Linked DNA regions of Homo sapiens: region 1 is linked to region 2. Evidence: chromatin contacts called from ENCODE Hi-C or POLR2A ChIA-PET data. All regions are on one chromosome and are shown on one strand. The core of a region is the stretch at or near the end of the contact, and the rest is flanking DNA. Distances in the headings are between cores, read along the strand shown. Region 1 holds the start of RAB23 (RAB23, member RAS oncogene family). Region 2 holds the start of DST-AS1 (DST antisense RNA 1).

Region 1 (4,079 bases), core at 1,046-3,545, 380 kb after region 2:
ACGTATCTAACATATAATTTGTATCCAAAACATATAAAGAGCCTTCAAAACTCAACATAAGAAAACAGCCCAATTTAAAAATGGGCAAGAGACTTTGCCAGATACCTCACCAACGACTCCATGTGGCAAATGAACACATGAAAACATGTACATCTTTAGCCATTAGTTAAAGGCACATTAAAACCACAAGGAGATACCACTACACACCTATTAGAATGGCTAAATTTAAAAAAACTGACACTATCAAATGCTGGGAGTATGTGGAGCAACTAGAACTCTCACATGTTGCTTGTGGGAATGCAAAATGACACAGATACTCCAGAAAACAGTTTAACAGTTTTTTAAAAGTTAAACATACATTTACCATATGACCCTGCAATCCACTCCTAGCAATACCCTAGAGAAATGAAAACATGTCCATGCAAAAACCTGTACATGGTATTTATAGCAGATTGATTCATAATCACAGAAAACTGAAAACAACCTCAATGTCCTTCCATGGGCAGATGTTGAAACAGACTGTGGCATATCCACATAATAAAATAGTACTCAGCAATAAAAAAAGAAATTATCCATACATGAAACAACTTGGAGAAATCTTAAAGGCATTATGCTGAGTGAAAAAAAGCTAACATCGAAAGATTACTAACTGTTATGATTTCATTTCTAGAAAAGATTAGTAATTGCCAGGGGTAAGGAGTATGATATAATGGGATCACATTAGGTTTTTTTTCTGTGGCGGGGGAGCGATAGATTTGTTCTACATCCTTACTGTAGTGGTGGTTACATGAGTCTAAAATTCGCAGAACTGTACATCGAAAAAAAATCAATTTTACCATACACTTTTTAAAATAATAAATTAATTTCCTTAAAATAAATTTAAAGAAAAAAGCCAAATTAAATTTTAACAGGCAGTCGGACTCTTGCTTTTCAGAAACTATAGACTTAAAGCACTAGATCAAAACAATTACGTTCCTAGAAATAAGCATACTTCTGAGTACAATTAAAAACCTCGACAATAATACTTTATATAAATACCCTTTCCCCAAAACTTTTAACATTTTGCTAATGCGGTCTAATAAATTAGAGAAGCAAAGGGTGAGTTAACTCACTAATCAAAAGGTTGTTTTCTCATAACAGCCTTTATTTAAGTAGAAGTACAGGTTATATTTGTAAAAATACTGAAAAACTTCTTAGGGTCAATGAAATTACCTAGATGTTAGGAGATACATAAAAACCTAGAGAAGTTAACAGCCCTTTTCAGACCCTACTGCCACTTCACTAGCTCCTGATAATGAAGTTCTTACTCTCACACGCTCTCAGGTTCTTACTCCTGGGAACTGCCGATGGCTCCTCGGATCTCCGAGTAAAGTTAATTCTGTAGCAACCAGTGTCAATGGAACAGCACAATTTGGCTCATTCATATTCCAGCACTCTATGAACAAGAAACTAGGGAAGGGTGGGGTCGCGGGTAAAGAGTGGTCGCACTGCAGGGAGGAGTCTAAATGCCAGGGTGGAGCTGAGGACTCTCTTCGCCATCAAACCTAACCTGAGCACTTCACGCCCTTACTGGTGTCTGGCCCAGCCCGGGTCGCCCCTTCCCCAGTCGGGACTTGGGGCAGGCAAAAAGCCGAACGTTCGGCCAGACTGGGGACGCAGCGCCGCCCTCGCTCCACCCCTCTTTCCCGCCCACCAGGCAATTCCAGGTACCCACCGCTGGGAGCTGGGAGGGGGCGCCGGGCTGGCGCTGCCGCCCACCTTCTCTAGCTGGAACTTGGGATCGGTGCTCAGGGAGGGGAGAGCCGGCGCTCGGCGGTCCGAACCGGGGGATGGGGGAGCCGGGCCGGGAGGCCCCTGCCCTCGATACCCCTGCCCACTCCGGAGAGTAAGGCACAACCCGGGACCCCGGGGAGAAGCTGAGTCTTCCCCAGTGGAGCCGGACGAACCCCCAGCCCCTGGAGAGGGCGAGTGAGTGCAGCGCCGCTGCACCGCAGCGCGAGCCGCTACTCACCGTCCCCCACCGGCCGCGGACCCGCCGCCCGGCGCCACCGGCTCCTCCTGGTCGCGGCGCAACCGCTGCCGCCGCTGTCTCCTCCCGACGCGCCAGCTCTCCCTGCGGGGCCGAGCGGCTAGTTCGCACCCTCTTTCGCTCTCTTAAGAATGATTATGATTTTTAAACGAACTTTATTAGTAGCCAGGGCTCAGATTGAGTGGCTCAGCAGCAGCTCCGCCGGGGGTGGTGGGGCGCGGGAGTCTCGACTCCCCTCATCTGTGGACCCGCCGCGCTGCGGAGCATGCGCCGTGCTTCGTCTGCGCATGCTCTGTGCGGACCCGCGGCCCTGCCCCGCCCCTGTTCTGGCGGGTGGCTGGCGGCGGCTCAGCTTTCCAGGCGCCTCCAAGGGAGCCCGGGAGGGCAGTGGGGAGATCAGAGACGAGCAGGATCTCCTAGATCGTGAACTCTAGAAAAGAGAAATCGGCCAATGACGGTCCGCATGAGTTTCGCCTACAGAGTTATCACACTTCCAGTGTCCTCAAAGGGCTTGCCCCGCTTCGGACACCTACCTTATTTTCTTGACCAGATGACATCTTAAGTGGCCAAGTGAGCAAAAAAATGTCGAGCAAAGTCGAAAACGCACTCACACAGCCTGCAGGACAAAATAGAAGCCTGAGATGGTTAATTATTCAGAGAAGCGAACCAAAAACGAAAAGGTTCCGCAAAAGCAATCTCAACTTTGCTTCAGTTGTTTTTATATTTCAAAATAAAATAGAATAGAAAAAAAAGATGGAAAATACCAAGTGTTGGCCAGGATGTAGAGTAACTGCATTCTTCTACTTTGCTGCTGGAATGTAAACTGGAACAACTCCTTTGAAAAACAGTTTGGGACTGTCTGCAAAAGGTGCATACCCTATGGCCCCGCAGTTCCACGCCTGCATATAGAGCAAAGAGAAACGAATACTTAGGGTGCACGGACAGGCAGGTATCAGAATGTTCGTAGCTGCATTTATTGTAATAATTCCTTAATGAGAATAACCCAAAAGACCATCAACAATAGAATAAATTAATGAAATTACACAGAGTTCATATAATGAAACACTATACAGCAACGCAAAAAAGCATCTGCAATTACAGGCAATAACGTGAATCAACTGGGGAAACCTAATGCCCAGCATAAAAAGACAACAAAAGTACACATGGCATAAGTCCATTTCTATAAACTACAAAAACAGAAGAACTAAGAGGCTCAAAGTTAGCATAATGGTTACCTTGGTGGGCAGGGGATAGTGACTGGAAGGAGTTAGCGACTAGAAGAGGGGCTTCCAGTTAGCAACTGGAAGAGGGGCTTCCTTCTAGTGAGGTTCTCTCCGTTGATTTTGGCGCTAGTTATAAATGCGTGTCCATTTGTGAAAATTCAAGCTGTACTCTTATGCACATTTTTCTGTATGTGAATTATAATTCACACTTAATAATTTTAAAAATTAGTGGAGATTATTTTACCTATAATAGCAATAGTATTTGTAAGAAATTTAATATCAAGTAGCTAACAGATTTATCTCTAGGATTTGGTTGGCAGTATCTCTTAAACTTGAGTAACGTACTGATGCCCTTTCTGAGAAAAGAAAAAAAACAATTAAAAAGTTGGCAAATGACTTGAATAGACATTTCTCCAAAGAAGGTATACAAATGGCCGATGAGCACATGAAAAGAGACTCAAGGTCACTAATCATGAGGGAAATGCAACTCAAAACCATGAGATACAACTTCACACTCATTAAAATGATGATTATAAACAAAGCAGAACAGAAAATAAATATGAGTGTTGGCAAGGATGTGGAAAAATTATAACCTTTGTGTGCTGCTGGTGGGAATGTAAAATGGTACGGCCACTATGGAAAATTGTATGGTTCATCAGAACATTAAAAATAGAATTATCGTATGATTAAATAATTCCACTTCTGAGTATATATTCAAAAGAATTGAAAACAGGGACTCAAAAAAAAATTTGTACAACCATGTTTATAGCAGCATTATTCACAATAGCCAAAGGGTGGAAGCAACCCAAATGTCCATCAATGGATGA
Region 2 (3,963 bases), core at 1,357-3,856:
ACTCCCATCATTTTTTCAGTGACGTCTGAACAATATGTTTGAAAATGTATCTGTTTAAGGGCAATACTGATTGTTGTACACTGGCCTTCAGATCTTTAATTTCCTTTTATTTCCAAAGGCAAAGACAAGCTTTTAAACAATGCCTACTTCTTTTAGACAAAGTCAAATAAGCACTCGTTTTCAGTCACCTGAAATCACCCACGTGTCACTTAAGTAAAACTTCATGTGACAAAAATTCATTCAGCTATAATTTTTTTCAAAAGTATAAAATGTATCTACTTTAGAACTTTCAGATTTTTTTATTTCTGACTGTATAGAGCACAGATGTATTTCTTCAATAAGGTTTGTTGGTCTATATTGCAATATTTCTCCTTTTCAAAGCTCTGGAAACAACTAATTACAAACCTTACTTTAAAATGGAGTGATGCAGGTAAACATGAGTATATTACCCACCCACCCACATACACACACACACACACACAAATGTCACAAATGTGCTTTAGCCTAAAATATCACTGCACTTGCTCAGTGGCAGTATTATACACAATAAGAGTCTTGGCACAAAGGAATTCTCATTGTACTGTTTACAAAATTCTACAAGGATTGCAAGAATTTCGGTTATAAAACATATCCTACAAAGAGAGAAAACAATTGTGAGTGTATTTGGGCTTTTTGGGGCTTTGGAATTTTATTGTTTAGTTCAATTTTTTTTTATTTCTACTTTCTACTAATAGAAAAACTACATGCATCATTAACCATATAATACCACTGAAATTACTGACATTGAGTTACCAAACCCAAAGCAAATATTCAAAAGATATAAAACCATCTGAATCCTACCTATGAAATGGGTCACTATTCACTATAAATACTTTAAACCTCTGTGAGCTGCTCTTGAGTTCGGAGTGTTTTGGGAGCCACAATAAAAAGATGGTATACACACACTTAAAAATACATTTCCAGACACAAAAACACTTAAAAAATGGACAGCTGCAATTTGTATTTCATCATTATATTCAACTATGAAGTCCAAGTAAACATTATACTAAAACATAAATATCAGATTGGCATAGAATTTCCTGAACATAAAGGATGGGCAGAAAAAAATCTCAAAATACATTCTTTACATTTAAATTTACAACAAACTCACTAAAGTCTTTTATCCATCACGCTATAAAATAATTTTTACAATATATCAGAGTAAGTATATAGTCACAAACTTTATCAAATAAGAAAGATCATTTTAAGGAAAATGATCTAGTGATGCTGAACCTTTTCTACAGGGCTAACCAATACCCTAGCCAAGCAGCAGCAGCAATGCCTTAGTAATCCCATAGAGAATAATCGGTATCCACCCTCCCAGGAAGAATTATGATTACGCGTAGTGCTTAAGAGCTTTTACAAGGGAGAGAAAACGCAATGTGCTTCTTGGAAACAACCCCCTTCCCCCCTCTCTACCGCTCATCTAAGGGCGTCTCCGGACTGTCGCCCACCCCACCATCCTCCCTGCGCTGGGGGTACTAAATCCCGTGCAAAAAGACCTGGTCCATTCCCAAGACTGGTCCAGACACCTGTTTACTCGTGCCCAAGGAGTGGTGGCTCTGATTAAGGAAAGGCAGCGGTTGCCTCTCTGATCAGTGCCAAGCTCCGCAGCCCCAGGGCAGGGACCACATACCTTTGTACCTCTCCAGGACATCCTCGTAGGCCTGGAGATACTCCTGCTCCTCCACGTACAGGTAAGCAGCAGGGGAGAGGTAACCCGCCATGCCGAAGTTTATCTAAGCGATGACTGACAAATTCCCCTCTCCCCCTCGTAACCCCCGGACAGTATCGCAGTCAGCAAGACACAGCCTTGGGAACTGGAAAAGAGGAAGGAGCAGCACGCTGGGGAGAAGCACGGAAGCCGAAGACGCAGAGCGGGGGCGCAGGGGGCTGCCGGCGCCAGGGCCGGCAAAGGAAACGCCCAGGCCTCCGGGCAGGCCGATGGTGGGCCGCCCGGCTCCGGGAGCCCGAGTCCCTCTCGGGTTTCAGCAGCGGCAAATCTCAGCGAGCCCAGGGGCGGCGACGAGCAGCGCCACGCCAAGCGGAGGAGCGGGGCGTGCGGCGAGGGCGGGCGGGGGCCGGCGGGCGCCCGGACCCTCTGCGGCCGCGCTGACCGCTCTGCTGGCCCTGCACGAGGCGCGTGCTTCGGGCCGGGCCGAGGCCGCGGCAGCGGTGCGGGAGGACCGGCGCGCTGCCTTCACCGGGGATGCTGCGCGGCGCATCTGCGGCATTTCCTGGCCGCCGCGCCGCAGACACTCGCCCGCGCCGGGGAGAGAGGGAGGGAGGAGGGTGGAGGGTGGAGGGTGGAGAGTGGAGGGTGGAGGGTGGAGGGTGGAGGGCGGAGGGCGGAAGGGAGGGGGCGAGCGCGGCGGTCAGCGCCCCGGCTGGCTCAGCTCCGGCCCCGGCGCCTCTCGGCCCCTCCCTCCCAGGCAGAGCCACGCGCCCCAGGCCCCCTCCCCAGGCCCGCCCACCCTGGTGGACCGTGCGGCCAAGCACGCCCACCCCCGGACACTGGCTGCCCGGTCCCGGATCCCCAAGGGCGACGTTTCTATTTGGGATCCACAACAGGTGCCTGAGAAACAAAGCCGCAGATCGCTCCACCGCTGTGCGCAGCCCCCTGCTGAGGGGCCAGCGGCTCTCCCTGGGTAAGGGATGATCGGGGGGAGGGTTGGAAATACTTTCTTCCACCCATCTTTTTGGCGTGGGAGGATTCAGGTCACTCTGTGACAGCACAGGGCAAGGAGGGCACGGGGGTCCGCGTCTAGGGGACATCCCGGGGACAGGGTGAGGAGGCCTCTGCAGGTGGCCCCGCGCATCAGCGCCTGACAGCCGGGCCGCGCCTGCGCCTGAGCTCCCGGCCGCCGCGAGGCTGCCGAGTACCAGCCTGCGGTCCCTCCCTTCTGCCCCCCAGAGCCCACAGGCGCATCTGCTGCTGGGCTCCGCGGCGGGCCTATAGGTTCACAACTGCCCCATATTTATCACCTCCCTCCTGCTCTCTCCTTATTATTCATTCTACATAGTACTAGTATCCATTAAACTGAGTAAAATGGATACAGTTCCCTTAAATTAGATATATGTGTATCATATACTAAAGTGGGTGAGTTTAAGCGTCCATTGGAGGAACCAACTGATACCCAGGCATGTAAATGGATGTGTTTAAGAGTAATGACTGGCCGGGCGCGGTGTCTCACGCCTGTAATCCCAGCACTTTGGGAGGCCGAGGCGGGTGGATCACGAGGTCAGGAGTTCAAGACCAGCCTGGCCAAAATGGTGAAATCCCGTCTCTACTAAAAATACAAAATTTAGCCGGGCGTGGTGGCGGGTACCTATAATCCCAGCTACTCGGGAGGTTGAGGCAGAGAACTGCTTGAACCCGGGAGGTGGAGGTTGCAGTGAGCCGAGATCACGCCACCGTATTCCAGCCTGGGCGACAGAGCAAGACTCCGTCTCAAAAAAAAAAAAAACAGTGAAGTCAGGCTGCTGTACATAGAATCTTCACTCCTTACTGTGTCACATGGGCAAGTTACTTATCCTCTCTGAGACTCTCTTCATCAGTAAAACAGCGATAGTAGTGCCTAACTCATAAAGTTGTATAGTAAATGAAGTTTAGAATAATGTCTGGTGTTATATAAGGATTAGCTGCTGCACCTACTACTTTATTTAGGAGGTGGGGTCTCACTCTGTCATCCAGGCTGGAGTACAGTGACAGGATGATACCTCATTGCTACTGCTATTATTAGATAAATCAGCTGATTGTTGACAGTCTGACCTATGTCAACTTCACGTCTTGTCTAAATCTTCCTTCCCTATTTCCTCCTTTCACATATACTGACCTTTTGCCCTCCATGATTTTTTATTTCTTTGTTAGCGTTGGGTGTTGTGAACTATGGACCATTTTCCATTAATGCTTAGATAGGGATG

The links. A loop is a pair of places that touch in the nucleus more often than their neighbours do. ChIA-PET counts read pairs that join two places held with the same protein, here RNA polymerase II (POLR2A). Pooled maps may share reads with other maps.
Region 1: a loop to region 2 is called in a map of naive thymus-derived CD4-positive, alpha-beta T cell, with 4 times the contacts of the local background. The contact joins the promoter of RAB23 here to the promoter of DST-AS1 in region 2. A Hi-C loop is called at or near these places in 1 of 168 maps with a recorded cell type or tissue (naive thymus-derived CD4-positive, alpha-beta T cell) and 6 of 50 pooled maps. POLR2A ChIA-PET finds 5 or more read pairs at or near these places in 1 of 52 experiments (WTC11).

What each region holds. Positions count from the first base shown.
Region 1 is chr6:57,220,012-57,224,090 of GRCh38, forward strand. RAB23 (RAB23, member RAS oncogene family) reads right to left here and starts at 2,296. Exons shown (of 7, transcript NM_016277.5): 1 at 1,715-2,296. It also overlaps a transcript of PRIM2 not described here. RefSeq lists a silencer at 1,650-1,999.
Region 2 is chr6:56,841,380-56,845,342 of GRCh38, forward strand. It overlaps DST-AS1 (DST antisense RNA 1), which reads left to right and starts at 2,607. Exons shown (of 4, transcript NR_125866.1): 1 at 2,607-2,687. All of the region lies in intron 4 of DST (dystonin), which reads right to left. RefSeq lists enhancers at 1,180-2,048, 2,049-2,916 and silencers at 2,000-2,259, 2,350-2,549, 2,890-3,029.